Regions from separate parts of the Homo sapiens genome. Here region 2 is linked to region 1. The links are chromatin loops, found by intact Hi-C in ENCODE. Cell type or tissue: heart left ventricle. All regions are shown on one strand. Each heading gives the region's core, and the rest is flanking DNA. Links, peaks and the distances in the headings are about the cores only.

Region 1 (16,188 bases), core at 4,990-12,989:
GACAGAGATGAGATCAGATTGGCCCTAAGATGATCATGGATGAAGCTGGGCGATGGGTAAGTGAGGCTTCCTCTTACTTTCTCTCCAGTTTTGGGCACGTTTGTGATTGTCTATTATAAAAAGTTTCCAGGCCGGGCGCGGTGGCTCACGCCTGTAATCCCAGCATTTTGGGAGGCCGAGGCAGGTGGATTACCTGACGTGAAGAGTTCGAGACCAGCCTGGCCAACATGGTGAAACCCTGTCTCTACTGAAAATACAAAAATTAGCTGGGCGTGGTGGCACATGCCTATAATCCCAGCTACTCGGGAGGCTGAGGCAGGAGAATTGCTTGAGCCCAGGAGACGGAGGTTGCAGTGAGCCGTAATCGTGCCACTGCACTGCAGCCTGGTCGACAGAGTGAGACTCTGTCTCAAAAAAAAAAAAAAGGAAAGTTTCCAAAGCCAGACATGGTGATGCACGCCTGTGGCTCCAGCTACTCAAGAGGCTAAGGCCAGAGGATCACTTGAGCTGGGGAGGTCAAGGCTGCAGTGAGCTATGACTGTGGTACTGCACTCCAGGCCGGGCAACAGAAAGGGACCCCATCTCTAAGCATACACTTGATCTTAGCCAAAAGGCCGAGAAGCAATGCCCATCTCTAAAAATAAAAAACAAAATAGGCCGGGCGCGGTGGCTCACCCCTGTAATTCCAGCACTTTGGGAGGCCAAGGCAGGCGGATCACCTGAGGTCAGGAGTTCAAGACCAGCCTGGCCAACATGGTGAAACTCTGTCTCTACTAAAAATACAAAAATTAGGCCTGGCGCGGTGGCTCATGCCTGTAATCCCAGGACTTCTTGAACCCGGGAGGTTGTGGTGAGCCGAGATCACGCCATTGCACTCCAGCCTAGGCAACAGAGCGAGACTTCGTCTCAAAAAAAATAAAAATACAAAAATTAGCTGGGTGTGGTGGCACATGCCTGCAATCCCAGCTACTCAGGAGGCTGAAACAGGAGAATCACTTGAACTCAGGATGCGGAGGTTGCAGTGAGCCGAGATCATGCCACTGCACTCCAGCCTGGGTGATAGAATGAGACTCCATCTCAATAAATAAATAAATAAATAAATAAATAAGGCTGGGTGCTGTGGTTCACACCTGTAATCCCAGCACTTTGAGAGGCCAAGGCGGGCGGATCATGAGGTCAGGAGCTCAAGACCAGCCTGGCCAGCATAATGAAACCCCGTCTCTACTAAAAATACAAAAATTAGCTGGGCATGGTGGTGCGGCCTGTAGTCCCAGCTACTCAGGAGGCTGAGGCAGGAGAATCACTTGGACCCAGGAGACAGAGGTTGCAGTGAGCCGAGATCATGCCACTGCACTCCAGCCTGGGAGACAGAGCGAGATTCCATCTCAAAAATAATAATAATAAATACATACATACATATGATAAAAAATTAAAAATTTTTAAAAAGACCAAAATTAATGAATGATAATAAATGGTCTCTCATCCCCTAAAAATCCAAAAAGTATGCAGAAGTGTTCCACTGTGAGAGCCAGTCAGTGGGGCCTGGGCCTCCTGGGAGGAAGGAAGAGGCCTGAGTCCCACCTGGCTGTCTCAGCCACAGAGACCTAAAGCCCGAGAACCTGCTTTTGGATGAGAAAAACAACATCCGCATTGCAGACTTCGGCATGGCGTCCCTGCAGGTGGGGGACAGCCTCCTGGAGACCAGCTGCGGGTGAGTGGGGACTGGGCTCCCGAGACCCTGGGCAGGGGTTTAGAAGCTGGCTGGAGGCTCACATCAGCTCTCTCCCTCAGGTCCCCCCATTATGCGTGTCCAGAGGTGATTAAGGTGAGTGAGGGGCGGATAGAGGGGAGAGGGGTGGAGGCAGCAGTGAGGAGCGATGAAGTCACAACTGGCCTTCCCTTCCAGGGGGAAAAATATGATGGCCGCCGGGCAGACATGTGGAGCTGTGGAGTCATCCTCTTCGCCCTGCTCGTGGTAAGGCGCCCTCACCTCTCCTGTCATTTCTAGATCAATCCCACCTGGTGGGAGCATAGGACAGTACCTTCCATCCTCAGGTCATCTCCTGAATTTATTTATGAATTTTATTTATTTATTTTGAGACAGAGTCTTGCCCCGTCGCCTAGGCTGGAGTGCAGTGGTGTGATCTCAGCTCACTGCAACCTCTGCCTCCCAGCTTCAAGCAATTCTCCTGCCTCAGCCTCCCAAGTAGCTGGGATTGCAGGCGCCCACCACCACTTCCAGATAATTTTTGAATTTTTAGTAGAGACAGGGTTTCGCCATATTGGCCAGGCTGGTCTCCAACTCCTGACCTCAGGTGATCCACCTGCCTCTGCCTCCCAAAGTGCTGGGATTCCAGGTGTGAGCCACTGAACCCGGCCTATTTATTTATGTATTTTGAGACAGAGTCTTGCTCTGTTGCCCAGGCTGGAGTGCAGTGGTGCAGTCTTGGCTCACTGCAACCTACGCCGCCCGGGTTCAAGCTATTCTCCTGCCTCAGCTTCCCGATTAGCTGGGACTACAGGTACCTGCCACCATGCTTGGCTAATTTTTGTATCTTTAGTAGAGACGGGGTTTCACCATGTTGGCCAGGTTGGTTTCGAACTCCTGGCCTCAAGTGATCCACCCTCCTCGGCCTCCCAGAATGCTGGGATTACAAGTATGAGCCATCGTGCCCGGCAGCTGAATTTATTTTATTTTTATTTTTATTTTTATTTTTTGAGAGAGGATCTCTCTCTGTCGCCCAGGCTGGAGTGCAGTGGCGCCATCACGGCTCACTGCAGTCTCAATCTCCCAGGCTCAAGCAGTCCTCCCGCCTCAGCCTCCCGAGCAGCTGGGATTATAGGCTCTTGCCAACACGCCCAGCTAATTTTTGTATTTTTCACAGAGACAGGGTTTCGCCTTGTTTCCCTGGTCGGTCTCAAACTCCTGGGCTCAAGTGATCTGCCCACCTCAGTCTCCCAAAGTGTTGGGATTACATGCGTGAGGCCACCGAACCCAGCCCATCTCTCGAATATTTCACTGGTAATGGGAAAGATACTACATTAACCAACAGACCAAGATCCTGGAGTTCCCCCACTCTGTGGGGAGCTAACCTTTTCATTCACAGAACTGTGGGTTAAAAAGATAAAAGAACTATGGGATAGTCTCCAGGAAGAACCCCAGAAAGGAACAAGTCATCCAGGAGCACCTGGAGGGCTTGATACAATGACTGTTTACCAGCTGATTCTAGGGCATTGTGATACTGTAATAACAAGTATAACCAGGCCGGGCACGGAGGCTCACACCTGTAATCCCAGCACTTCAGGAGGCCGAGCGGAGGCAGATCACCTGGGGCCAGAAGTTTGAGACCAGCCTGGCCAACATGGTGAAACCCCATCTCTACTAGAAATACAAAAACTAGCCGGGCTTGGTGGCGCATGCCTGTAGTCCCAGCTACTCAGGAGGCTGAGGCAGGAGAATCGCTTGAACCCAGGAGGTTGAGTTTGCAATGAGTTGAGATCGCGTCACTGCACTCCAGCCTGGGCGACAGAGTGAGACCCTATCTAAAAATATATATATATAGCCAGATCGTAGGCTATCAGCCCTGCTCCTACCACAGGGCCTTTCTGCCTGGGACACTCTGCTACCTATTAGCCTTGTTGCTCACCTAGTTCATATCTAGACTTCTTCAAGCTCTCTGCTCAGTTGTCACATTTCCAGGAAGCTTCCCCTGCCCCCACTCCTCCTCCCCACTCCTGTAAGGTCAGACCCCCCTGTGGTAGGCTCCCTTCTTCCTGGCAACGATCAGAGTTGTCGCTGTGCATTTTGTTGCCTAATTCGTTGAGTGGCATCTCCCTTCCCTTCTGTATCATCAACTCCCTGAGGTCAGGGCCGATGTCTGGGGCATCTGTCTTTGTGTGTTTTATTTCATTTTGCTGGCTTGCCTTTGCAAACCTAAAGTTGACACATGTAAGTCCCCAGTGAACACCTGTAGTGAGAATAAATCAGCAGTTGTCCGGGCGCAATGACTCACGCCAGTAATCCCAGCACTTTGGGAGGCCAAGGTGGGAGGATTGCTTGAGCCCAGGAGTTCAAGACCAGCCTGGGCAACATAGCAAGCAAGACCCCATCTCAAAAGAAAGTTAAGAAAGTAGCCAGGCATTGCCGGGCGCGGTGGCTCACGCCTGTAATCACAGCACTTTGGGAGGCCGAGGTGGGCGGATCACGAGGTCAGGAAATCGAGACCGTCCTGGCTAACGTGGTGAAACCCCGTCTCTACTAAAAATACAAAAAAAATTAGCCGGGAGTGGTGGCGGGCGCCTGTAGTCCCAGCTACTCGGGAGGCTGAGGCAGGAGAATGGTGTGAACCCGGGAGGCGGAGCTTGCAGTGAGCCGAGATCATGCCACTGCACTCCAGCCTGGGCGACAGAGCGAGACTCCGTCTCAAAAAAAATGAAAAAAAAATTAGCCAGGCATGGTGGCACCTGCCTGTAGTCCCAGTTACTCAGGAGGCTGAGGTGGGAAGATTGCTTGAGCCCTGGAGGTCAAGGCTGTAGTGAGCCATGATCATGCCACCGAACTCCAGCCTGGATGACAGAGTGACACCTCGTCTCAAAAATAAATAAATAAATAAGTAATAAGTAGAAAAGAAAAAGAATACATAAGTTTTTTTGTTTGTGTGTGTTTGTTTTTGAGACGGATTCTTGCTCTGTCACACATGATGGAGTGTAGTGGCGCCATCTCGGCTCACTGCAACCTCCACCTCCTGGATTCAAGCGATTCTCCTGCCTCAGCCTCCCAAGTAGCAGGGACTACAGGCATGTGCCACCACGCCTGGCTAATTTTTGTATTTTTAGTAGACATGGGGTTTCACCATTTTGTCCAGGCTGGTCTCGAACTTGACCTCCGCCCGCCTCTTCCTCCTGGAGTGCTGGGATTACAGGTGTGAGCCACCACGCCCAGCCATAAGCAGTTTTTTTAATGTCAGGCACTGTTCTGATCATGTTATTTCACACAATTCCCTCAGCAGTCCCAGGGAGGGGAAGTGACTGGCCCACGGGCACGCAGCTGATAAGCCGCAGGCCTGGGGTCAGTCCTTGGTCTCTTAACCACCAGGCTACATAACGGATACTAAGGGCAATGAGGCCAGCTCCAAGCTGGCTTCCTGGGGCTCACCACTCCATGGGGAGAGCAGCCGAGGTGCTCTGGAGACGAGCTAAGAATGTTCAGAACTCAGCCCTTCTTCACTTGGTGGCTAAAAGCCTGGTTCTGGAGCCCATCCAGCCGAGTTCCAATCCCTGCTCCCTCTCCCTGAGCGAGCCAGTCACCCTACCTCAGTGTCCTCATCTGCACCGTGGAAATACACATCATACCTATCATTGTAAGGGTTTTGTTTTCATTTTTATTTTATCTATTTATTTTTTCATTTTGAGACGGAGTTTCGCTCTTGTCGCCCAGGCTGGAGTGCAATGGTGCGATCTTGGCTCACTGAAACCTCCACCTCCCAGGTTCAAGATTCTCCTGCCTCAGCCTCCCAAGTAGCTGGGACTACAGGCACCTGCTACCATGCCTGGCTAATTTTTTTGTATTTTTAGTAGAGATGGGGTTTCTCCATGTTGGCCAGGCTGGTCTCGAACTCCTGACCTCAGGTGATCCACCCGCCTCAGCTTCCCAGAGTGCTGGGATTACAGGCGTGAGCCACTTCCCCCAGCCCACTGTGAGGGTTTAAATAAATGCTGCACGTGAAGCCCCTGGCACAATGCTTGATGATTATTATTAGTAGTTTATTCTTTTTTTTTTGTTTCTTCTTTTTTTTTTTTTTTTTTTTTTTTTTGAGATGAAGTCTTAGTCTTGCTCTGTAGCCCAGGCTGGAGTGCAATGGCTTGATCTTCTTCGCGGCAACCTCCACCTCCTGGGTTCAAGTTATTTCTGGCTAATTTTTGTATTTTTAGTAGAGATGGGGTTTCACCATGTTGGCCAGGCTGGTCTTGAACTCCTGACCTCAAGTGATCTGCCCACCTCAGCCTTCCAAAGTGCTGGGATTACAGGCATGAGCCACCGCACCTGGCCTAGTAGTTTATTCTTGTTCCAATAGTTCCTCATCATTTGCAGATTCCATATTTGCAAATTTGCCTACCTGTCAAAATGTATCTGTAACCCAAAATAGTCCTGGAGGTGCTTTCACAGTCATTGGCAGACATGCCCAGAGCAGGGGAAACCTGAGCCGCCCACCCAAGGTGCAGGTTTCCGGCTGAGGTCAAACAAAGTGACCCTGTTTCAGCTCTCATCCTGTAAACAATCCCCCTTTCACCACCTATTTCGTGTCACGTTTTTCACATTTTTGTGTTGTTGGTGGCAATTTCGTTGTTTAAAATGGCCATGAAGCCAAGTGCTTCTGAAGTGCCGTCTGGTGTTCCTAAGCGCGGGAGGCTGTGATGTCCCTTCTGGAGAAAGCCCCTCTGATGGGCATGCTTTGTTCAGGAATGACTTGTAGTGCTGCTGGCCATGAGTTCCGCGTCAATGACACAGTACATATGAAAGGTGTCTTTAAGCTGGGTGCGGTGGCTCACGCCTGTAATCCCAGCACTTTAGGAGGCTGAGGCGGGCAGATCACGAAGTCAGGAGTTCGAGACCAGCCTGGCCAATCAGGAGGCTGAGGCAGGAGAATCGCTTGAACCCGGGAGGCGGAGGCTGCAGTGAGCCGAGGTCATGCCACTGCACTCCGGGCTACAGTGCTAGACTCCGTCTCAATAAAAAAAGAAAAGTGTCTTTAAACAGAAACACATACAAACAAGGTCATGTAATGACTGGTTGACAAAAATGTGACGAGAGGGTCAAAGGAAGCTTACTAACTATAGTTCCTCCAGTAGCCGTGACTCGTTCACTAGTTGAGAGTTTGCAGTGACTTTATAGAACAGAACTCTCAAGAATAACAAGAATCAACTGTATTGTTGTTATAATTTGTTTTGGTTTTTTTTTTTGTTTTGTTTTTTGTTTTTTTTGAGATGGAGACTTTCTCTGTCACCTAGGATGGAGTGCAGTGGTGTGATCTCGGCTCACTGCAGCCTCCGCCTCCTGGGTTCAAGTAATTCTCCTGCCTCAGCCACCCGAGTAGCTGGGATTACAGGCGCCCGCCACTTTGCCCGGCTAAATTTTGTATTTTTAGTAGAGATGGGGTTTCACCACGTTGGCCAGGCTGGTGTCAAACTACTGAACTCAAGTGATCCTCGCCCCTTGGCCTCCCAAAGTGCTAGGATTACAGGTGTCAGCCACCATGCCCAGCCTGTTGTTATAATATTTAATCCAGACCGTACCCTTCCTGGCAGGATCATTATGTCCGTTTCACAGAGGAGAGGAAACTGAGGCTCTGTGCTTGAGCATCAGGCAACCAGAAGTCAAACCCAGGCTTCCGCACCCTAAGATCGGCATTCAGAGGTGCCTTCTCTGTATCTCCCCATTCTCCGTCCACAGGCCTCAGATACCAGGGGCAACTGGGAGCTTGCAACACCCGGAAAAGCCCTCAAAGGCTCACACCATCACCTCCCATGAGTCTTTGTCCATGGGGGGTCACCTTGGCTCCCCTCCAACCCTTGCCCTGGTGATTGGAAGCATTCCCTCCCGTCCCGTATGATACGTTCGCTTGTTTGTTTCCTGTCCCCTCTGGAATGCAACTTCTCTGCTCATTCCACCACCTTTGCTGATGACTTGAGTGTCGAGTGTGTGTCAGGCAGCGTCCCAGGCCAACTCCAGGAGGGCAGGGATGTGATTTTGTCCCCTGCTTCATGGCTGGTGGCTACGTCAGAATGCAGGATGTGGTGGGGTCTATGGTCAGTGCGTCACAGCAGCCAGCCTGTAACAGTCCTGACTGTGGGCCCAGCACTGTCATGTACTAGGTCAGTTCATTCTGATGCAGTCCGTGAGGTGGGTGCTGTGACGACCCATTGCCATTTTCAGAGCAGTGACTTGCCTGAGGTCATGCAGGTATAAGCCCCAGAGCAAGGATTCAAAGCAAGGCAGGGGACCAGGTGCGGTGGCTCACACCTGTAATCCCAGCACTTTGGGAGGCTGAGGCGGGCAGATCACCTGAGGTCAGGACTTCAAGACCAGCCTGGCCAACGTGGTGAAACCCCATCTCTGCTAAAAATACAAAAATTAGGCTGGGTGTGGTGGCTCACGCCTGTAATCCCAGCACTTTGGGAGGCTGAGGCAGGTGGATCACTTGAGGTTGGGCATTTGAGACCAGCCTGGCCAACATGGTGAAACCCCGTCTCTATTAAAAATAAAAAAATTAGCCGGGCATAGTGGCATATGCCTGTAATCCCAGCTACTCGGGAGGTTGAGGCAGGAGGATCGCTTGAACCTGGGAGAGGCAGAGGTTGCAGTCAGCCAAGAACACCTCATTGCACATCAGCCTGGGCGACAAGAGCGAAACTCCATCTCAAAAAAGAAAGAAAGAAAGAAAAGAAAAGGTGTCAGCAGGGCCCTGCTTCCTCTGGAGGCTCTAGGGAAGGATCCTTCCTTGCCTCTCCTAGCTTCTGGTGTCCTTGGCGTTCCTTCAGTTGCAGCTGTATCACTCCCATCTCTGCCTCCGTCATCACATGACTGTTCTCTGTGCCTGCGTCCTCGTCTCCTCTTATAAGGACACCAGTCATTGATTTAGGGCTCAGCCTCATTCAGGTCTCTGCTCCCATTGCACCTCCTGGGAGAAGCCTCACTCAGTCGCTCGTCATTGTATAGCTATTTGTTTGGAGCTGTGCAAGGGCAGAGGCCTGTTTTGTTCACTGCTGGATCCCTGACCTGTAACGGATGCTCACCTTTTGTTGAATGAGTGAATGAGAGACAACCGTTTCGAAACTGCTGTGGGGGGAAAGCTGTCTAAAAGGAACAGCCTCCACGCTGCAATTCTAGCTTCGTAAGCGGGGCTCCAAGCTGCTCCTTGCCAAGTGCCTGCTGTGCCACGGACGAGCTAGGGGCCTTTGGCAAATTGCTGAGCCTCTCTGTGCCTCAGTTTCCAACCCCTTAAGGTGGAGATCACCGTAGTTCCCCACCTCCAGTGCTTGTGGTGAGGGTGAAATGTGCTAATGAGGGGTCCTGGTTATCTCTTGCCCAGGGGGCTCTGCCCTTTGATGACGACAACCTCCGCCAGCTGCTGGAGAAGGTGAAACGGGGCGTCTTCCACATGCCCCACTTCATTCCTCCAGATTGCCAGAGCCTCCTGAGGGGAATGATCGAAGTGGAGCCCGAAAAAAGGCTCAGTGTGAGTTGAGGGGGGGACCGGCGGAGGGGGGAACAGTGGCCGATGAAGACAGAACCCCCTAGAAAAGTCATGGGGATGGGTTTCCAGAACCTGCTCGTCAGTCCCCAGGGTGACTGGGATCGCCAGCTGAGCCGCAGCCCAAGGTCCAGCACAGCTGCCGCTCCAAACTGGGGAGGGGGCTACGCAAGATTGGGGCGGGGAGCTCCAGGCAGCGGGAGGGCGCAGGAGTAAGGAGGCGAACAGGATGCCACTGCGCATGCGGCAAAGTAATGCGGCCGGTCCGGGGTACACGGAGACCGCGCGTGCGCGGGGCGATGCACTCAGTCGCCACTAGAGGGCGATGTAATATGTCATCCTGCCCCCGGTGGGGTGGGCGGGGAGATGATCAGGGACCCCAAAACCACCCCAGTCTTTCATTGCGCGCCTACATGTGCCTACGACCTCACTTCTGCTTCTCTACGACTCACCACCCTCACAGCTGGAGCAAATTCAGAAACATCCTTGGTACCTGTGAGTATGGGGTAACTGGACTCTTGGGTCCCTGGCGGAAATAGGGGAGGGGCCAAAGCAGTAGAAGCGGCTGGGAGGGGTGGGATGCCAGGGTTCCTGAGAGGCAACGGGCTAGGGACTCGGACTTATGGGTCCTGGGGGAAGAGGACACAGCTAGAGAAGGAGTCTAGGGGTCAGAGGCAGGAGGGGCTAAGCTAGGAGTCCAGGACTCCCAGGTTTGAGGGAAAAAGGGACTGGGGGCCTGGACTCCTGGATCCGAGGGAGGAGGGGCTGGGGGCCTGGACTTCTGGGTCTGAAGAAGGAGGGGCCGGGGGCCTGGACCCCTCGGTCGGAGGGAAAAGGGGCTGGAGGTCTGGACTCCTGGGTCTGAGATGGGGGGCGAGGTCTGGGGCGTCTGGATTCCTGGGTATGAGAGAGAAGGGGCCGGGGCCTAGACTCGGATTTCGGGGTCCGGGATCATTGAGTCTAGAATGAAGAATGCTGAATCTCAGAAGCCCGGTTCCCAATAATGTTTCTCCACTTCCCCAGAGGCGGGAAACACGAGCCAGACCCGTGCCTGGAGCCAGCCCCTGGCCGCCGGGTAGCCATGCGGAGCCTGCCATCCAACGGAGAGCTGGACCCCGACGTCCTAGAGAGCATGGCATCACTGGGCTGCTTCAGGGACCGCGAGAGGCTGCATCGCGAGCTGCGCAGTGAGGAGTAAGACCCCAAGACCCCTGCACCCGTGTACCCACGTGGGGCGAGCTGCAGCAGCTCCCTGCGCACATGCAGAGTGCTGGGCGAGGAACCCTGGCCTCTCATGGGGCATGGTTTGAAGCTCCCGCCTGGGAGTGATGGAACCAGCGGAGAAAACGGCCCAGAAACACGCTGAGAAAGTATTAATAGATGCTGCGACATAGTACTTACATATACATAGTACTTACAAATAGTTCTTGCCTGGATGTTAGGTGTTACAGTGTTATTATAATTGAGTGAAACACAGCTGAGATGTACCCTAAACCAGAGAAACTGACCATACTGATACCTAGAAAAAATGGAACCATGGGCAGAAATACAGGGAGCGGAGGAGACCTCCTCTGAGCATTGATGTTGGACCTCAGCCCTCTGCTACCTCTTTCCACCTTTCCCACCCCCTGCCTTAGGGAGAACCAAGAAAAGATGATATATTATCTGCTTTTGGATCGGAAGGAGCGGTATCCCAGCTGTGAGGACCAGGACCTGCCTCCCCGGAATGATGTTGGTGAGAAGGCAGGGCTAGGGGACCAGACACCTGGGTCTCGAGATTGGAAGAGGCTGGCCACGGGGACCCCAGATTCCCAAGGAAAGAAGGGGCTGCAGGCTCTGAGCTTCCAGCTTTAGACTGCTTGACTTGCTCTTTGACATTTATCAAATCCCCTCTCCACTCTAGGCCTGTTTCCCCATGTGTGCAGTTTCTGAGGCAGTTGTACACAGCTGGGTGAAACCATCTCTTGATTGGGTTGAAACTGTTGTCCCTCAGACCCCCCCCGGAAGCGTGTGGATTCTCCCATGCTGAGCCGTCACGGGAAGCGGCGACCAGAGCGGAAGTCCATGGAAGTCCTGAGCATCACCGATGCCGGGGGTGGTGGCTCCCCTGTACCCACCCGACGGGCCTTGGAGATGGCCCAGCACAGCCAGAGGTGGGAGCCCCTGTCCCTCCAGGAGGATCCACAATCCCTGGGTCTAGGAGTTCAAGATTCTAACCCCAGCTCTACCTCAAATGTGCTGTGTCCTTGGGACAATTCACCTCCCCTCTCTGGGCCTCATTTCCTCACCTGGAAGGACTGTAGAAGTGAGGGAACATCTGTGGTTTTTGAAACCCTCCCATCTGATTTTTTTTTTTTAAATCTATCCTGGAAACAGATCCCGTAGCGTCAGTGGAGCCTCCACGGGTCTGTCCTCCAGCCCTCTAAGCAGCCCAAGGGTAAGGCCAGGTCCCCAGTGGGATTTAAGAAGGAGAAAGGGGTGGAGACATGGAGCAAAGATTGAGTAGCAGAAACTACAATTCCTGTGCAGTCTTGAGACTTGCTTCTTTGTCCCTGGAGGGCCAAAGACCCAAGGCCTCCAAAGTATTTTGGTCCATTGGCCATTTCTACCTCCTTAGGATTGCATGCCTGAAGAGATTTTACAAAAGTTAGTTGAGTGCCTGCTGTGTACTAGTATCTGCACCGGCTGGGTTTTCAGCCCACAGCATGATAGAAAGTCTTTGCTATCCTTGCTCTGGGGCCTGGGAAGGAGGATACTTGGACTACAAGTTGCAGCATGCACCGGGCCAGCGTCCGTGAGTGTGCGTGTGAGTGGGGCTCCTAGAGCCTCCTGGGAGTTGTAGTCCACTCGCTTATCTCAGTCTCCTGTCCTCTGCAGAGTCCGGTCTTTTCCTTTTCACCGGAGCCGGGGGCTGGAGATGAGGCTCGAGGCGGGGGCTCCCCGACTTCCAAAACGCAGACGCTGCCTTCTCGGGGCCCCAGGGGTGGGGGCGCCGGGGAGCAGCCCCCGCCCCCCAGTGCCCGCTCCACACCCCTGCCCGGCCCCCCAGGCTCCCCGCGCTCCTCTGGCGGGACCCCCTTGCACTCGCCTCTGCACACGCCCCGGGCCAGTCCCACCGGGACCCCGGGGACAACACCACCCCCCAGCCCCGGCGGTGGCGTCGGGGGAGCCGCCTGGAGGAGTCGTCTCAACTCCATCCGCAACAGCTTCCTGGGCTCCCCTCGCTTTCACCGGCGCAAGATGCAGGGTATGGGGGCATGAACTGCCGAGTCCTAATGTGGGGAGAGGTTGGGGCTAAAAATCTGGTTCCAGGGATGTCCGTCTGGCGTGTCTAGAGAGGAAGGGACTGGGGGCCTGGATTCCCACGTTCTAGAGAAGAGGGGGTTTGAAGCAGAGGTGCACCTGTTGGGGAGAGAGGTGGGGCCTCTAGCTCTGGAGGAGGACCCCGATTGAAGGGCACGCGCCTTTGGGGCTCTGGATTACCTCCCATTGGCCCGTGGTTTGTGAGCCCCGCCCAGGAGGGATGGCTTGGCCGAGGCTGCAACCCAAGGCTCTGGAACCCTGGGAGGGGGCGAGTGCAGGCCTGTGTGCTGGCAACTGGGATGATGCACAGGTGTTGACCACGTTCTCTGCCTTCCCCCTACCAGTCCCTACCGCTGAGGAGATGTCCAGCTTGACGCCAGAGTCCTCCCCGGAGTGAGTCTCACAGGGAAGGAAAGAGTGGGGATGCAGGGGATTCATGCCCTCGGCGCCTTCCTAACCCTCCTCCAACCACCCCCTCCCACTCAGGCTGGCAAAACGCTCCTGGTTCGGGAACTTCATCTCCTTGGACAAAGAAGAACAAATATTCCTCGTGCTAAAGGACAAACCTCTCAGCAGCATCAAAGCAGACATCGTCCATGCCTTTCTGTCGGTGAGGGGCCTGGGTCCCCATCGAGCCTGGCCCCCGCAGAACTACAAGTCCCAGCAGCCCCTGGGGCTAACCACCTTAGCATAGGCCTGGCTTCCTCCTGGGGCTCATGGGATTTGTAGTTTTATGGCCAGAGTTGGTTAGAAGTCGGTAGGCAGGAAAGATTTATCGTGGCCAGAGGCCTGGAATTGGGGAAATAGGATCCTGAATTGCAATGTCCTCAAGGATTGGTGAGTTCCCATTCCCCTACTGCGAGGTTTGAAACTAGCCGAAGAAACTTCCCAGGCAATGTTAAGGCTGCCCCATTGCTGGTCTGTGGTTTTATGCCTACGGGTGGATGGGACTTAGAGTTTCTGTGACAGATATGGCTATGGGAAGCATTTGTAAAGGGAGCAAGCAGTGTTTCATGTGGTCTTGGAGTCTGAGGCTGTCACCTAGCTATCAGAGTCCTCATGATGTTAGGGGGATGTCCAACCATTCCTCCCTTACTCGCTGATAGGATAGAGAAAGCTACAAGTCCTTGCAGGCAGTGGGGCCTCCCAATGCATTTCCTGTCCTTCTTTCCCTCCAGTGGCTCATGGGACTCGTAGTTCCTTGGCCAGAGCTGGTCGTGGGGCTGGGTATCCATTTCCTGGGCTCACCCCTTCCTGTGTTCCTACCTCGCTCAGATCCCCAGCCTGAGTCACAGTGTGCTGTCACAGACCAGCTTCAGGGCCGAGTACAAGGCCAGTGGCGGCCCCTCCGTCTTCCAAAAGCCCGTCCGCTTCCAGGTGGACATCAGCTCCTCTGAGGGTCCAGAGCCCTCCCCGCGACGGGACGGCAGCGGAGGTGGTGGCATCTACTCCGTCACCTTCACTCTCATCTCGGGTGAGTCTCTTGGCTAGGCTGCCTGCAGCCCAGTGCTGGGACTGTTCACGACAGCTGAGACAGTGTAGGGGCCCAGGAGTGCAGCAGCAGGAGGAGGAAATGGTGTTCAGCTGGTGCCGACTCTCTGTGCTCCTCCTGCCCACACAGACCGCCCCACAAGCCCATCCTCTATTTCCCCACTCTCATCAGCATTTCCCTGGCATTTACAGTGTAAATAATGAATGCATTATCTCCTTGAAGCTTCCAAGCAGCCTACTGAGGTGTTAGTAATCACCCATTTTACGGAGGAGAAAACTGAGTCATAGGGAGGTCAATGGACTTGGCCAGAGTCACACAATACACTGTCGCAGAGCTGCAGCCCAACCCAGGCCTCCCAACTTCAGAGGAGAGAGCCCAGCTCTTCCTATTACTTTAAGATGGTAGAGCCAAAGGGTGAAGACACAGCACACTGCTGTCTAATATCAGTCTGCCCAGAGCAGACATTACCAATTGATGGCAGTGCTTATTCCTGCTAAGCTCAGTGGCAGCCTCAGGAACTTGAACTCCAGGCAGCCATGACCAGTCGAGGCTTGGCACAAGAAAGGAAAACCACTAAAATACCTTGCTTCCAGTTCTGCTTTCTGTTTGGTCCCTCCATCCTGATAGTGAGCATTTGGATAGGGAGGGATATCGCCGATCTCTTTGTCACCAATATTAATATGTCACAGGTGGGAGAGGGGCTTGCCCCAAAGATTTCTAAACCAAACGGCTGTGGAACTGTGGGTGTTCCGTCACCAAAACCAATTATGACTCTTTATTTTTCTGTCCCCCTTAAAGACTAACATGCAGGCTGGGCGCGGTGGCTCACGCCTGTAATCCCAGCACTTTGGGAGGCTGAGACGAGCAGGTCAGAAGTTCAAGACCAGCCTGGCCAACATGGTGAAACCTGTCTCTACTAAAAATACCAAAATAAGCCTCGCGTGGTGGTGGGCTCCTGTAATCCCAGCTACTCAGGAGGCTGAGGCAGGAGAATCGCTTGAACTCAGGAGGCAGAGGTTGCAGTGAGCCAAGATTGTGCCACTGCACTCCAGCCTGAGCGACAGAGCGAGACTCTGTCTCAAAAAAAAAAAAAAAAAAGGCTAATATGCAGACCTTTCTCAATTTTAAGACTTTTTCTGAGGCCAGGCATGATGGCTGACTCCTGTAATCCCAGCACTTTGGGAAGCCGAGGTGGGAGGATTGCTTGAGCCCAGGAGTTTGAGACCAGCCTGAGCAACATAATGGACCTCATCTCTACAAAACAAACAAAAAAATTTATACACACACACACACACACACACACACACACACACACACACAATTTAAAAAAAAAAAAAAAGCCCAGCACGGTGGCATGCACCTGTAGTCCCAGCTACTCCAGAGTCTGACGTGGGAGGATCACCTGATTCCAGGAGGTTGAGGCTGCAGTGAGCCGTGATCGCGCCACTGCACTCCAGCCTGAGTGACAGAATGAGACCTTGTCTCAAAAGAAAAAAGAAAAAGAAAAGACTTTCTCCGATTTCTTTTTCTTTTTTTTTGTTGTTGTTGTTGTTTGGTTTTTTTTTTTTTTGAGACAGAGTCTTGCTCTGTCGTCCAGGCTGGAGTGCAATGGCGTGATCTGGGCTCACTGCAACCTCTGCCTCCTGGGTTCGAGAGATTCTCTTGTCTTAGCCTCCCGAGTAGCTGGGATTACAGGCATGCGTCACCATGCCCAGCTAATTTTTGTATTTTTAGTAAAGACAGGGTTTCGCCATGTTGGCCAGGCTGGTCTCGAACTCCTGAGCAACCTCAAGTGATCTGCCCACATCGGCATTCCAGAGTGTTGGGATTACAGGCATGAGCCCCTGTACCTGGCTCCAACTTATTTTTCTTACATTTCTGGTCCTTCATGGCCTCCGCTAGAAACTAACAGCAAGCAATAGTATCTATTTGAATAGAAACCAACACCTGTTATTTGAAGTTGAAGGTATGTGAGTTTGACCGTGATCCTTAAATAGCAGCACAGACCCATTTGCAAACCGTGGATTGATGTGGCCCCAGCGGAGCAGGGGAGACGGAGATGCAGGGGGGGTGTTGTGTGCTTGGTGGAGGGACTGGGTTCTGCAGGCTGGGACGGCCTTCCCGGTCCTGGACCCCCAGTCA
Region 2 (13,757 bases), core at 5,758-13,757, 67 kb after region 1:
GGCGACTCCGGGGACTTGGCCTGAGTCGTCATCTCCACCACGTCTGTCTCCTGGGTGCGCACCGTCACCACCGGCTCCGGTTTCCCTCCAGACTGGCTTCTCTCCAGCACGGCTCTTCCAGGAATTCCTGTTGGCAACACGTCAAAATCGCCAGGGAGCTTCCCCCGTGAGGCAGGCGGGCTCAGCGCCATCTGGTATTCGGTAGGTGAGGTTGGCAGAGCCTTCTGGGATGGGGCAGGGAGGAGTAGAGATTTCTTCTTTGGAGCAGTGGGGGACACAGCCTTCTGGGGAATGGTAGGTACAGATGGGGCCTTCTGAGATGGGGGTGGGGTCTTCTGGGGTGGGGCAGGTACGGCTGAGGCCTTTCGGGGAGAAGCTGACGCAGCTGAGGCCTTCCGGGATGGAGCAGGTATGGCTGGGGCCTTCTGGGATGGAGCAGGTACGGCTGGGGCCTTCTGGGATGGAGCAGGTACAGCTGGGGCCTTCCGGGGAGGAGCTGACGCAGCTGGGGCCTTCTGGGGAGGAGCCAATCCAGGTGGGGGTTTCCACGATGAAGCAGGTACAGCTGGGAGCTTCTGGGACTGGTCAACAAGGAACGGTGCCTTACAAGATGTGACAAGGCCAGATGGGGCCTTCTGGCAGGGTGGTGGCCCCGGCCCCTGGTGGGAGCCCATAGGCCCGGCCTTTTCCCTGCCCCTGGGGATGGAAGAGTAGGGTGTGGAGAGGCAGGCAGCCGGGGGATAGGGAGCCAGACCGGAGGCAGCAGACGACAAAGTGCTGCCCCCAGAGTCCATGAGGTCTTCCGTGTCCTGATGCCACAGGCACGGGTCCAGGGAGCTGCAGGAGCCCAGAAAGAAGCCATCAGGGCTGTCAGCTGAGACACAGTGTGAAGGGCTCTCAACCACATGTCCCTGGCCTGTGGCTTCATCAGATGCAGATGTGCAGGCCTGTAGGTGGACAGAGGGGAGAGGATACATGGTCAGGATGCATGGAGACCCCAGACCCGGGAGGGCAGACCCCTGCTCCCTCCTCCCTCAGACTCAGGAGTCCAGGCCCCAGCCCCTCCTCCCTCAGACTCAGGAGTCCAGGCCCCCAGCCCCTCCTCCCTCAGACCCAGGAGTCCAGGCCCCCAGCCCCTCCTCCCTCAGACTCAGGAGTCCAGGCCCCAGCTCCTCCTCCCTCAGACTCAGGAGTCCAGGCCCCCAGCCCCTCCTCCCTCAGACTCAGGAGTCCAGGCCCCAGCTCCTCCTCCCTCAGACTCAGGAGTCCAGGCCCCAGCTCCTCCTCCCTCAGACCCAGGAGTCCAGACCCCCAGCCCCTCCTCCCTCAGACTGAGGAGTCCAGGCCCCAGTCTCTCCTCCCTCAGACTCAGGAGTCCAGGCCCCAGCTCCTCCTCCCTCAGACTCAGGAGTCCAGGCCCCCAGCCCCTCCTCCCTCAGATCTAGGAGTCCAGGCCCCCCACCCCTCCTCCCTCAGACACAGAAGTCCAGGCCGCAGTTCCTCCTCCCTCAGACCCAGGAGTCCAGGCCCCCCACCCCTCCTCCCTCAGACCCAGGAGTCCAGGTCCCAGCCTCTCCTCCCTCAGACCCAGGAGTCCAGGCCTCCAGCCCCTCCTCCCTCAGCTCTGGGGCCTGGGCCCTGCCCCGGGTATAAGGCTGGCCTTTGGAGAGGACTGTGTCTGGTTGGCGGTGCTGGAAATGATGCTGAAGATGGTCCAGGTGGTGATGCTGGTCTTCTCTGGATGGGGGAGCCGTCTGAGCCCTTTGGGGCAGGAACCAGAGCCACACACTGTGGCAAGGGGTGGGGTGGGTTGATCTTACCAGGCAAGCGGATTTGGGTGTGAGTTCTGTCGGGGCGGGGGTCTGAGTGGGACCTGCAGGAGCAATACCGTGGGACTTTGGTGGCATCTGGGCTGGGGTCTCCCACCTTCTCCCACCCACCCACCGGCAACAAGACCCCACGCCCACTTCTTTTCTGCAGGTTTCTTCCTGACGTCAGCATGCTCCAGCTGCGACCAGATGAGGGGCACAGAGTCGCCCACGGCCTGAGACTTGAAACTGCGCTTGAGCGCCTGGAGTGGGTGAGGAAGGGACGGTTAGACAGGGGCAGCCCCTTGGGCCCACACCACCCCGCCGGCTCACCTTGGCCTTCCTCTGTCTCTGAGCAGCCACCGTCTTATGCGGAAAGTTGCGCTCAGCAACCCTGACTGGGAAGAGAGGAGACATCCTGGGTCAGGGACCCCAGGGGAGGGCACGAGGACCTACCCCAGGAGCTTGTGGAGGGCCCCACCAAGGAAGGGGGAAGAGCCAAAGGGTGCAGCTCTGTCCCTGCGACGGGGAGAACCCAGAGGTCCTGACAAACAGCAGGGCCTGCTCACCTGCATGTCTGCTGATGGGCTGGTCCTGCAGAGATAGAGGGAGGCAGGAGGGGCCCGGGCTTCCACATCTCCATAACCTACCCAGCGAGAGGCCTAGGCCCCCTCCTGCTCCCAGGACCTGACGATCCAGCTCCTCCTGCCTCAGACCCAGGAGTCCAGGCCCCCAGCCGCTCCTCCGTCAGACCCAGGAGTCCAGGCCCCCAGTCCCTCCTCCCTCAGACCCAGGAGTCCAGGGCCCCAGCCTCTCCTCCCTTGACTCAGGGGTCCAGGCCTCAGTTCCTCCTCCCTCAGACCCAGGAGTCCCCAGCCCCTCCTCCCTCAGACCCAGGAGTTCAGACTGCCAGCCCTCCACCCTCAGACCCAGGAGTCCAGACCCCACAGCCCCTCCTCCCTCAGACCCAGGAGTCCCCCAGCCCCTCCTCCCTCAGACCCAGGAGAGTTCAGACTGCCAGCCCTTCACCCTCAGACCCAGGAGTCCAGGGCCCTTAGCTCCTCCGTCAGACCCAGGAGTCCAGGCCCCCAGTCCCTCCTCCCTCAGACCCAGGAGTCCAGGGCCCTTAGCTCCTCCCTAGACCCAGGAGTCCAGGACCCCAGGCCCTTCTTCCCTCGACTCAGGGGTCCAGGCCCCCAGCTCCTCCTCCCTCAGACCCAGGAGTCCAGGCCCCCAGCATCTCCTCCCTCGACTCAGGGGTCCAGGCCCCCAGCCCCTCCTCCCTCTACTCAGGGGTCCAGGCCCCCGGCCTAGACTTTGGGCTCTTGGTCGCAGTCCCCTCTGGATCTGGCCGGAGGGTTCCTGGGGCCTGCCATGCCCTGGTCTGTGGAGCTGGGATCCCACCTGCAGGTGCCAGGTGGAGGCAGGCGCTTCGGCCAGCGGCATATCCAGGGGGGCCGTGCGCGTGGTCCTGGGGGTCCAGGTGGGAGCCGGCTCCTGAAGCAGGTTGATGAGGCGGACCCAGCAGTGGAACAGGAAGCCCACCTCGTTGTCAGGGGCGTCCAGGGCCAGGTAGTACTGGCGGCCCGAGACCAGGCGCAGCTTCAGGCGCCAGGCAGAGAGGTCATGGACGCAGAGGTGGACGAGGTCCAGGGGGATCATCCTGGGAGAGGGAGAGGGGAGCGTCTAGAGCAGGAGGGGTGGAGGGGGCGGCCGAGGGGTTGGGGGATGCGGCACCTGGTCAGCACGAGGCCGGAGCAGTCCCTGTCCTCGGCGGGCTGGCCGATCAGCAAGATGTCAGGCAACACCAGGCCTGGCAGGGAGGCGGCCACGCCCATGGCCAGCCGGTTGGTTCTGTGATTCACGAACACTGGGCCCCCTTGATGGGTCACCTGGGGCAGCCAGGGAGAGGGGGCTGGGACCACTCCTTCCTCCAGCAGCCACAGCCTGAGCCTCCCTCCTGATCGTCCCCCACACAGTGACTGCTAAATCCCGTTCCCTCTCAAGATCCCCCAGCACGGGGGGCCTTGCTTCCCCTCTGTCCCTCTCAGCCCCGGGGCACTGGGAACTGGAGACCTGAACAAAGTTACTCTCGAACATGGGCAGCGGACGGAGGGGCAGGTACTCGCCCTTCTGGAGGGTCTTTTGCAGCTCCCCCAGAACAGGGACCCACTTCGGGGTGCCCTGGAGCGGCTCAAGGCACCTCCTGTTTCGAAGCCAGATCATGGTGGCTGTGGTGGATGGGTACTGGTTTAGGGACCCAGAACCCAGGCGTGCAGGCCTCCCAGCCCCGGCCCACCAGCCTTGACCCGTGGGGCTTCACGGGTGCCTGGAGCTCAGCGTTACAGAGCGTGGAGATGCCCCAGGCTGGGAGACTCGGGCCTCCGCCATGGCCCTGCCAGGGTGGACAGCAGGGGTCTGGGGGAGGAGCCTCTGGTGGAGGGGCTTTGTGACCTCATCGGACACACAGGGGCCTCTTCCAGGAACTCTCCGGGGACTGTGGGCTCCCTTCTCCTCCAGGGATACAGCCTGGAGTTTTTTGTTTGTTTGTTTGTTTTTTGTTTTTTGAGATGGAATTTCACTCTTGTTGCCCAGGCAGTGAGCTTAGATTGCCACACTGCACTCCAGCCTAGGCAACAGAGCGAGACTCCATCGCAAAAACAAACAGCCCTATGCAGTGCGGGGCCCCAGGCGAGGCTCAGACCCTGCCTCCACGGAGGAGGCACGATCACCCAGACAGCTCTGTGGAGGCAGGGTCTGAGCCTCGCCTGGGGCCCCGCACTGCCTAGGGCTGTTTGTGATGTGATCTCGGCTCACCGCAACCCCCGTCTCCTGGGTTCGAGCGATTCTCCTGCCTCAGCCTTCCGAGTAGCTGGATTGTATTTTTAGTAGAGACAGGGTTTCTCCATGTTGGTCAGGCTGGCCTTGAACTCCTGACCTCAAGTGATCCACCCGCCTCAGCCTCCCAAAGTGCTGGGATTACAGGCGTGAGCCACCGCGCCCAGCCAGCCTGGAGTCTTGAGGGCTATGATGGGTGAATCAAAACTCCGGGCCCAGGATGGGCACCTCCAACCCCAGACTCAAACTAGTGACGACACGGGGCCCCTGGAAGTCTGTCTGGGTTATTGTAAAGGGAAAAGTAACTAAAGCATTTGAATTATCATCCCTACTCTGCCATTGACCCTTCTCTAGGCCCTGGGTAAGACCCAAATCCTTACTGAACCTGTTTCTCCATATCTCATGTGTGTGCATGTGGCGAGGATTCCTCAACACCGACTTGCAAAGAGAGCTTTGGGAAAGAGCCAGACACGGCGCAGAATCCCACTTCCACCTCTCCCTAGCTGTGTGACTTTGTGCAACAGAGTCCCCACTCCTTGTCTGAGACTCAGTTTCCCTCGCCTGTAAAACAGGGCGTATTCAAGAGTCCAGGAGGATTGTGTAAGTAAAAAGCCCACACTTAGTGCACAGCCCTGACAGGCTCAATCAGCGGTCAACTTTGTCCCCTCCTGAGGGCTTATTTTTGGAGAGGAGGAGGCTGATATTCTGTTATTCTAAAAATAGTGTTTATTATTTTTAAAATGTGTCATGCAAAATACACAGTCATGGCAGAAATTCTGTAAAATACAGACAATCATACACATTAAAAGTCACCCACAATCCCACCTCTCTCCTTTGACCTGGAGACAGTCATTGTCAACATTTTGGCGTATTTCCCTTTAGGATTTTTGTTTTAATCCATATATAGAAAGAAAAACACAAAATTGGGATCACAGCATGCAGTGGTTTTGTAGCCTGCTGTTTCATGTCAGGACATCATTCTTTCTTTTTTGAGACAGGGTTTTGCCATGTCTCGCAGGCCGGTCTCGAACTCTTGGACTTCAGTGATCCACTCGCTTCGTCCTCCCAAAGTGCCAGGATTACAGGCGTGAGCCACCATGCCTGGCCAATGTCAGGATATCTTTCTATATCCCAAGCAAGCCTCTCTCCTTAGCCTCCCTGAATGACAGTCCCTGCTCCGGGCGGCTGGGTGGCGTTCTATCCACAGATGCACCATGTTGCTTAACCCTCACTGTTGGATATCTAGATTGTTTCCAGTTTGCTATGGTGAACACAGCCATAATGAACCATCTTGACCTTGCAGCTTTGTCCCATACGGGTACTGTTGATCACAGGGTGACTTGTGGAACCTTCCATTAAATATTTATTGAAGACCTATGGGTCAGGTGTGGTGGCTCACACCTGTAATCCCAGCACTTTGGGAGGCCGAGGCAGGAGGATCACCTGAGGTCAGGAGTTCGAAACCAGCCTGGCCAACATGGTGAAACCCTGTCTCTACTAAAAATACAAAAGAAATAAATAATTAGCTGGGCATGGTGGTGCACACCTGTGATCCCAGCTAATCGGGAGGCTGAGGCAGGAGAATTGCTTGAACCCGGGAGGTGGAGGTTGCAGTGACCTCAGATTGCCTCACTGCACTCCAGCCTAGGCAACAGAGCGAGACTCCATCTCAAAAAACAAACAAAAGGCCCTATGCAGTGCGGGGCCCCAGGCAAGGCTCAGACCCTGCCTCCACAGAGCTGTCTGGGTGACCGACCCATCTCCCAGTCGCTGCCCCGCCCACTCGGGACCTCCACCTGAATGGAGGTCTCCCCTCCACCTGCCCTGCCCCAGTTACCCAAGCATCCAGCCCCAGCTCTCAGACAAATCGCCCTCAAGTGGATATGTATGACACATTTAATTCCCTGTTCTCTGTCTCACAAAGGTTTCTCACATTTTTGTACAAAAACCCAGGCTTCCCTTTCCCCTCCGTCCCCACCCCAACATGAAAAGTAATTGCTTAAATAAATAATATATGTTCCTGCCCAGGCCTAGATGGGGAAGAGCCAGGGCAGAAGTCTGTGGACAGACTTCTTGGAGACCCAAGAATCCGGGACCCCAGTCCCCTCCTCCTCGGGGACCCAGGAGTCCACCTGCCTCCCACCCCTGCTCCTGAAATAAATAAGTATAAATAAGGCACAGATGCCCCCCAGGCCTCACGGAAGGACTGTCTCTAACTAGGGGGAGATAATGGCGGGGGGATCACCTGGCTGTTTCGCCCCCAGTACTGAAATAAATAAATAAATAAGATCTGGCTTTGGAAGGACGGTGGTGGCTTTGGGCCCCGGGTCACAGCCGAGTCTTCAGCAGCAGCAGTCCCCTCACGGCCCAGTCAAGTGTCAGGTGCAGCCCCCCCAGGATGGCGTGGGCGGCCCTGATGCCCCCCCAGGCTGAGGAGGGGGGCGCCAGCGGGGGCGCCGGCGGGTCCGGGGGTGGCTGGGGCAGGGCCAGGCGGGACATCTGTGGGGAGAGGAGAGAGGTGAGTCACAGGTAGGGGGTGCAGCGGGGGTGCAGGGCAGGGGTGCTGTGGAGCTGCAGCTGAATCGGGGCTGCATATTCACAGGGGGACTGTGGCGCGTGGGGTGAAGTGTTTAGGCCGGGAGCTCTTCAGGCTGTGGGGTTCCGAAAATGGAGGCTGGAGTCAGGACGGGCTTCCAGAGCTGAGTGTGGGGGTTGGGGGTGAAGTCTGTGGAGTCAGGGCTGGCATCTCGGTTCTAGGTGAGGGATCGGGCCTGGGACTGTTAGAGTCGCCGGGGCTGGAATCTCAGAGCTGGGTTTTTGTTGTTGTGGCTGCTGTTAGAACAATTAAGAAGCCAGGCGCGGGGGCTCACGCCTGTTATCCCAGCGCTTTGGGAGGCCGAGGCGGGCGGATGGCCTGAGCTCAGGAGTTTGTGACCAGCCTGGGCAACACGGTGAAACCCTGTGTCTACTAAAATACAAAAAAATTATCCGGGTGTGGCAGTGTGCACCTGAAGTCCCAGCTACTCAGGAGGCTGAGGCAGGAGAATCGCTTGAGCCCAGGAGGCGGAGGTTCCAGCGAGCCGAAATGGCACCATTGCACTCTAGCCTGGGCAACAGAGCGCGAGACTCTGTCTCCAAAAAATAATAATAATAATAATAATTAAGAAACAGAGTCTTGCTATGCTGCCCAGGCTGTCTCAAACTCATGGCCTCAAGAGGTCCTTCTGCCTTGGCCTCCCCTGCCTTGGGATTACAGGAGTGAGCCACTGCTCCCCACCAGAGCTGGGGTTTTACAGACAGTATCTGAGGTCTGTGGGCTCGAGTCTAGGGTCAGGCCCTGGATCTCAAGGCTGAAGTCTTAGAGATGGGGTCTCTGGGTTCAAGTTCAGGAACTCATGGGTGAGGGCTGGAGTCTCAGAGCTAGAAGTTGGAATTTGAGATCCAGGGTCTTTGGAGTTAGGCCCAAGAACCAGGGTTTGAAGTCTTCTGGTCTCAGGGCTTTGGGCCTGGCTTTGGAAGTGAGGGTCTTGGAGTCGTACAGGCGCAGGCTCAGGATCTGAGGTGTCAGGGTTTTCGATGTTGGGAGTGAGACATAGGGCCTCAGGGCTCGGGGTCTAGGTCCTGGAGGTCTTGGGTTTGTACAGCCAGGGTCCCAAGGCTGGCTTTGGGTCAAGGTCTTGTATCTTAGGGCCTGGGATCTTTAAGATGTCAGGATCTCAGGGCTGGGGCCTGGGGTCTCAGGGTCTGGAGGTCCATGGTTTTCTTTTCCTTCTTTTTTTTTTTTTTTTTTTTTTTGAGAGAGAGGGAGTTTTGCTCTTGTTGCCCAGGCTGGAGTGTAATGGTGCGATCTCGGCTCACTGCAACCTCCGCCTCCCAGGTTCAAGCGATTCTCCTGCCTCAGCCTCCCAAGTAGCTGGGATTACAGGCATGCACCACCACGCCTGGCTAATTTTGTATTTTTAGTAGAGACAGGGTTTCACCATGTTGGTCTGGCTGGTCTTGAACTCCCGACCTCAGGTGATCCACTTGCCTCGGCCTCCCAAAGTGCTGGGATTACAGGCGTGAGCCACCACGCCTGGCCAGGTCCATGGTTTTCAATGTCATGGGGCCAGGGTCTCCAAGTCTTGAGGTGAGGATTTGAATTCTCAAGGCTTTGGGCTTCAGGATGGGGTCTTGGGTCTTAGGGGCTGGGATCTGGGGACTTTGAGGTCATGGATGATGGAGTCTCAGGGTCTTGGGTGAGAATTTGAAGTTTCTGGGCAGGATTTGGGGGTCTAGGGCCTCAGGGTCTCAGGGCCACAGGATCTTGGGACTGCAGGGTCAGGGTCTCAGAGCAGGACTGTTAGGGTCAGGGTCTCAGAGCGGGGCTGTTACGGTGTCAGGGTCTCAGAGCGGGCTGTTAGGGTGTCAGGGTCTCAGAGCGGGGCTGTTGCACTCGGGTCTGGGGTCTCAGGCTTCAAGGACTCAGGCCACAGGATTTTGGGGCCAGGGGTGGGGGTCTGGGGTGTCAGGTCTTGGGGCCAGGACATACCAGGAGCTGCAGCCGGCGCAGCAGCCGGTCCAGTCGGGCCTGCAGGGTGCCCAGCTCGGGCTCCAGGGTCTTCAGGGAAGAGCCACCTGCCCGGCGCAGCCACTGCACGTGCCGCAGGTAGGACAGTAGGTCCGCTCGCAGCCTTGTCAGCACACCTGGGAGCTGGGGATAGAGCCGGGACATCAGAGAACACCCGACCAGTGCCCCTCATCCTCCCCGCCCCCTTCACTGCCTGCCTCCCACCTTGTCCCCAGCCCACTCCCTTGCCCTTACCTGTAGAGCTCCCAGTGCCCCCGCACTCATGGCCAGGGTGGGCAGGGAATCCAGGTTGTGGTCCCCGTCAGCTGGGAATTTGTCCCTCTGGCAGGGAAAAAAGCTGTGAGGTGGCCCCTGCCCAGCCTCGGGGCTCCCTCCATCCCCCACGCCAGGCCCCCAACTCTTCCCCTCCCTCACTCTGCCACCTGAGAGCCCAGAACCCCTCCAAGTGGCTGCCCGCAGACTCCTCTCCGTTCCTCTCTGCCTCTCACTCCTGTGCTGGCCCCAGCCCAGTCTCTCCTACCAGCTGTGCAGCCAGCTGCCGCGTGTCCGCCAGGAGAGAGCGGGTCAGGAGCACGGTGCTGTCCAGCTCGGCCCGAGGGTCTGGGGAAACTCGAGGGGGGCCAGGTGGTGGCCCAGGGGCGACAGCTGTATCTGGCCACAGGCTCAGCACGACCAGGACCAGGCGGCAAACACCTGGGGGCAGGATAAGGCAGAGAGCTCAGGCTGGACTCCGGGTCTGAGAGAGGAGGGCCTGGGCCTGGACTCCCGGGTCTGAGGGAGGAGGAACTGGGGTCTGGACTCCTCCTGGGTCTGAGGGAGGAGAGGCTGGGGGCCTGGACTCCTAGGTCTGAGGGAGGAAGGCCTGGGGTCTGGACTCCTGGGTCTCGGGGAGGAGGGTCTGGGGCCTGGACTCCCGGCCTTAGGGAGGATGGAGCTGGAGGTCTTAAGTCCCAGGGTGGAACGCCCGCGGGCAGGTCGCAGGGCCAGGCGGGCTTCCCTCTCCCTCCCTGGCTCTGGCTGCCCCGCCCGTCGGAGCAGACGCGGCCCGGGGCGGGTAGACGGGCCGGGCGTCTCCCGTCCGCCCCCGGACGCCGGAATCTGGGCCCCGGGGCGGGGCATGGTGGGGGAGGCACAGGCCAGAACCTGCCCCCTCCCCGGGCCGCGGGAGCCCGAGCTGGCTGGGAGCAGGGGAAGGAGCCAGAAGCCAGGACGGAGCCCGGGAGACACGGACCTCTCCCACGGGAGACCCCTTAGACGCCCTCCCAGGAGCCCCGCCGGGTGGGCGGCAGAAGCCCGGGCCGCAGCGCACCTGGGCGGAGAGGGGCAGAGCCATGGGCCCGGCCGGGCCGCGGGAGCGGGAGAGCTGGCGGCGGGGGGCGCGGGGGGCGCGGGGGGCGCGGGGGTCCGGAGCTCGCTCCCCGCAGCCCACCCCGGCCGCCCCGCCCACCCGGCCACCCGCCAGCCAATCAGCGCTCCCCGGCCGCCCGCGCCTCGCACACCCCCAGCCCGCCCCCCGGGCCCGCCAGCCGTCGGTCTGTCCGCGCCTCCGTCGGCCGCATCTGCCCGGCTCTCCCCGCTTTCCCCCCGCGCCCAGTCTCTCTCCTCCCCCCGGCTGGGGTCGCTACTCCCTGGCTTGCTCCGCTCTCCGCGGACCCTGCCTCAGTTTCCCTCCGGAGCCTCTCTGCCGGAATCCCAGGGAGTCTCCCGGTCCCCGCGGGCTCCCTGGGGCCTGGGTCGATGGGGGTCACCTCCCTCCCGGCACCAGTCCCTGCGTCCCTGCCCCTGCTCGGTCTCCGCGTCTCGCTCCCTCTCGGGGCCCTGTCTGGCCCGTCCCTCCTGCGGCGCCTCTGATTGGCTGCCTCCATCCGCTCCTGTCTGTGTCTCTCTCTGCCCATCTCCTCCGCCGCCTCCTGTCTCCGAAGCTGCTCTCCTCCCCGGCTGCCTGTCTCCGGGTCCCTCTCTGTGCGACTCAGCGGGGTCTGCTCCCACCCCCGCCGTGGGTCCCTCTCCTCCCTGCCTCCCTGTCCCCTCCACCCTCCCCATGAACCAACTTACAGTTCATGTCCCCACAGGGCCAGGGGTTCCCCAGGGCAGGGGGCAGGGAGCCGGGGGCCTTTAACCCTTCCCTGTCCGCTGCCGGGGGAGCCCCGAGGGTCAGCTGGGCCGCGGCCTGGGGAGGGGAGGCATGTGCCCTGAGCAGCAGGGCCGCGGCAGTGAGGGAGTGTGGACGCCTGGGGGGTTATATAGGGGGCTGGGGCGGGCGGGCGGGGGGCAGGCGGCAGGGGAGGGCGGCCTGACACATCCTGACTCACCCTCCCTGCCTGCCTTTTCCATTCAGACGGAGCGGCTGCCTTGCAGGGCTCACGCCGCCGCGCTCGGAGGAGGGCACGGAAGGAAAAGTTGGAAAAGTTGAAAAGGGAAAGGGGGGGGTGGTCGGAGAGGGGCTGGTGAGGTCATTGGCGTCCCCTCCCTCCACCTCCACGGGCCGGAGCAGACACTCAGGCTCAAGCGCTGGGGCCCGACTGTGGGTGGGGGTCCGGCTGGACCAGGACTAGCAGAGAGAGATGGGGAGGCAGGAGGACGGAAAGGCAGAGAAAGGCCGGACGGAGGGACAAGACAGGGGCCTGGAGAGGTGGAGGCAGGAGGAAGAGGGAGTGGAAGGGAAGGAGAGAGAGAGAGACACACACACACACAGAGTGAAGGACAGACTGAGACAGAGACAGGGAGATGGAGATCCACAGAGATGGAGGCAGCCAGAGAGACACACCAGAGAAGCAAAGAGGATCAGAGGGGCAGCCCTGGAGACAGAGGGAGAGGTTCTGGGAGTCAGAGATCAGAGAGCGGGAGGAAGACAGCAGGAGGGACTTGGGGAGACCCAGGGAGACCCCGAGGGGAAAGGAACAGAGACACCAAGACTCTGAGACAGAGGATGCCGCAGCTGAAGAAAGGCACCAGGCAAACAGAGACACGGGGCAGAGTGACAGGGACGGAGAGGCCCCAGGGACAGAAAAGGGGAGACAGAGATATTAGAAAGACAGAGACGCTGAGATGTTGGGGACTCAGCAATGGGGGCAGAGAGTAAAAGCCTTTCTCATTTTTTGTTTGTTTTTTGTTTGTTTGTTTTTTGGTACTGAGTCTCACTCTGTCACCCAGGCTGGAGTGCAATGGCGCGATCAATGGCACAATCTCAGCTCACTGCAACCTCCACCTCCCGGGTTCAAGCGATTCTCCTGCCTCAGCCTCCCAAGTAGCTGGGATTACAGGTGTGCGCCACCACACCCGGCTAATTTTGTATTTTTAGTAGAGACGGGGTCTTACCATGTTGGCCAGGCTGGTCTCGAACTCCTGACTTCGTGATCCGCCTGCCTCGGCCTCCCAAAGTGCTGGGATGACAGGTGTGAGCTACCGTGCCTGGCCTCGTTTTTGGTTTTTTTGAGACAGAGTCTCGCTGTGTCACCCAGGCTGGGGTGCAGTGGTGTGATCTCAGCTCACTGTAACCTCCGCCTCCCAGGTTCAAGTGATTCTCATGCCTCAGCCTCCTGAGTAGCTGGGATTACAGGCACCCGCCACCATGCCTGGCTATTTTTTGTATTTTTAGTAGAGATAGGGTTTTGCCATGTTGCCCAGGCTGGTCTCAAACTCCTGAGCTCAGGTCATCCTCCCGCCTCAGCCTCCCAAAGTGGTGGGAATACAGGTGTGAACCACCACGCCTGGCCTTTTGAAAAGCCTTTCTCAAAGAGGCAGGTGGAGACAGGAAGGAGGAGGAGAGACGGAGACTGAGGACCAAGAGGCGCTGAGACACTCCATAGAGGCAAGACCTCCATGTGCGACTCTCCCCCTCTGTGCCTCAGTTTCCTCATCTGTGAAGGGGGGTTAATGATGCACCCTCATCCGCCTAAATGCCACGATGAGGATAAAGCGAGCTCATTCACGTGAAGCACAAAGTCAGTGCTGACCATCCTTATTCCCCTCGTTAACTTTTCTGAACACATCAGGGACACAGAGAAAAAGATGTCGCCTTCGAGAGAGATGGGGCAGGAGCAAGATGGGGTGAAGACGGGACAGTGGGGACACGGAGACAGTGGCCAGAACCACCGGGGCCAGAGCCCTGGACGTCACCGCACAGAGGTGGAGGCAGGAGAGGAGTGCAGGGGGGAGGGGACCCACAGGCCAGGGGGGAGGCAGCGACGCCTACCCAGGCTCACAGTGGGCCAGCCCCAGGCATGGGGGCAGAGGAGACCCGGGATTCACCACAGAGCAAGCGAGGGGCAGAGGTACCAAGCCATGTCCCCGAGAGCCCCCAGACCTAGATGGCAGGGAAGGACAGGATGGGACTGAGAGCGCGGAGGTGGTGGGGGCTCTGAGGCTCTGTGCAGACCCCCTCGTGTCAGCCTCCGAGACTGCCGGGCTGGTTGGAGGCTTCCCCTTCCCAATCCAGCACCACTGGAAGGGCAACTGCTCAGGTCCCCAAGGAGGTGAGGTCACAGCCCCCCCACGGTGGGACATGACCTCATCGCCTCAGGTAAGAGCTCTCTCTCCCT

The links. Hi-C counts contacts between places; a loop is a spot of excess contacts. Peaks named below come from ENCODE experiments on the same cell type or tissue, not always from the same donor. Only the 100,000 strongest peaks of a DNase experiment are listed, where the experiment ranks them.
Region 2: a loop joins it to region 1, with 2.4 times the contacts of the local background. A loop is called at or near these places in 90 of 110 quality-filtered maps.

The regions. Positions count from the first base shown.
Region 1 is chr19:55,292,423-55,308,610 of GRCh38, forward strand. It overlaps BRSK1 (BR serine/threonine kinase 1), which reads left to right. Exons shown (of 19, transcript NM_032430.2): 5 at 1,595-1,711; 6 at 1,792-1,825; 7 at 1,907-1,975; 8 at 9,090-9,236; 9 at 9,715-9,746; 10 at 10,275-10,445; 11 at 10,889-10,986; 12 at 11,245-11,404; 13 at 11,628-11,688; 14 at 12,129-12,498; 15 at 12,899-12,947; 16 at 13,041-13,164; 17 at 13,830-14,028. Among named protein-coding and RNA genes, the nearest start is that of BRSK1, 17 kb to the left of the region's middle. RefSeq lists a silencer at 10,819-11,113. In heart left ventricle, for the core only: CTCF peaks have their summits at 9,571 (motif pointing right) and 9,771; DNase peaks (open chromatin) are centred at 9,519, 10,334 and 12,127; H3K4me3 peaks cover 417 bases.
Region 2 is chr19:55,359,033-55,372,789 of GRCh38, forward strand. IL11 (interleukin 11) reads right to left here and starts at 11,431. Exons shown (of 5, transcript NM_000641.4): 1 at 11,272-11,431; 2 at 9,737-9,909; 3 at 9,451-9,537; 4 at 9,178-9,339; 5 at 5,350-7,145. The coding sequence starts at 11,278. The coding sequence ends at 6,975. GARIN5B (golgi associated RAB2 interactor family member 5B) reads right to left here and starts at 4,228. Exons shown (of 11, transcript NM_001145402.2): 1 at 3,885-4,228; 2 at 3,546-3,700; 3 at 3,213-3,471; 4 at 2,378-2,402; 5 at 2,142-2,206; 6 at 1,968-2,071; 7 at 1,821-1,873; 8 at 1,661-1,737; 9 at 1-947. The coding sequence starts at 4,034. RefSeq lists enhancers at 464-593, 713-1,213, 9,686-10,527, 11,371-12,211, 12,947-13,757 and 1 more, a silencer at 10,194-10,373 and a cis regulatory region at 13,127-13,757. In heart left ventricle, for the core only: no CTCF peak of the experiment used is centred there; DNase peaks (open chromatin) are centred at 9,309, 9,719, 10,309, 11,199 and 1 weaker place; H3K4me3 peaks cover 608 bases; H3K27me3 peaks cover 5,815 bases.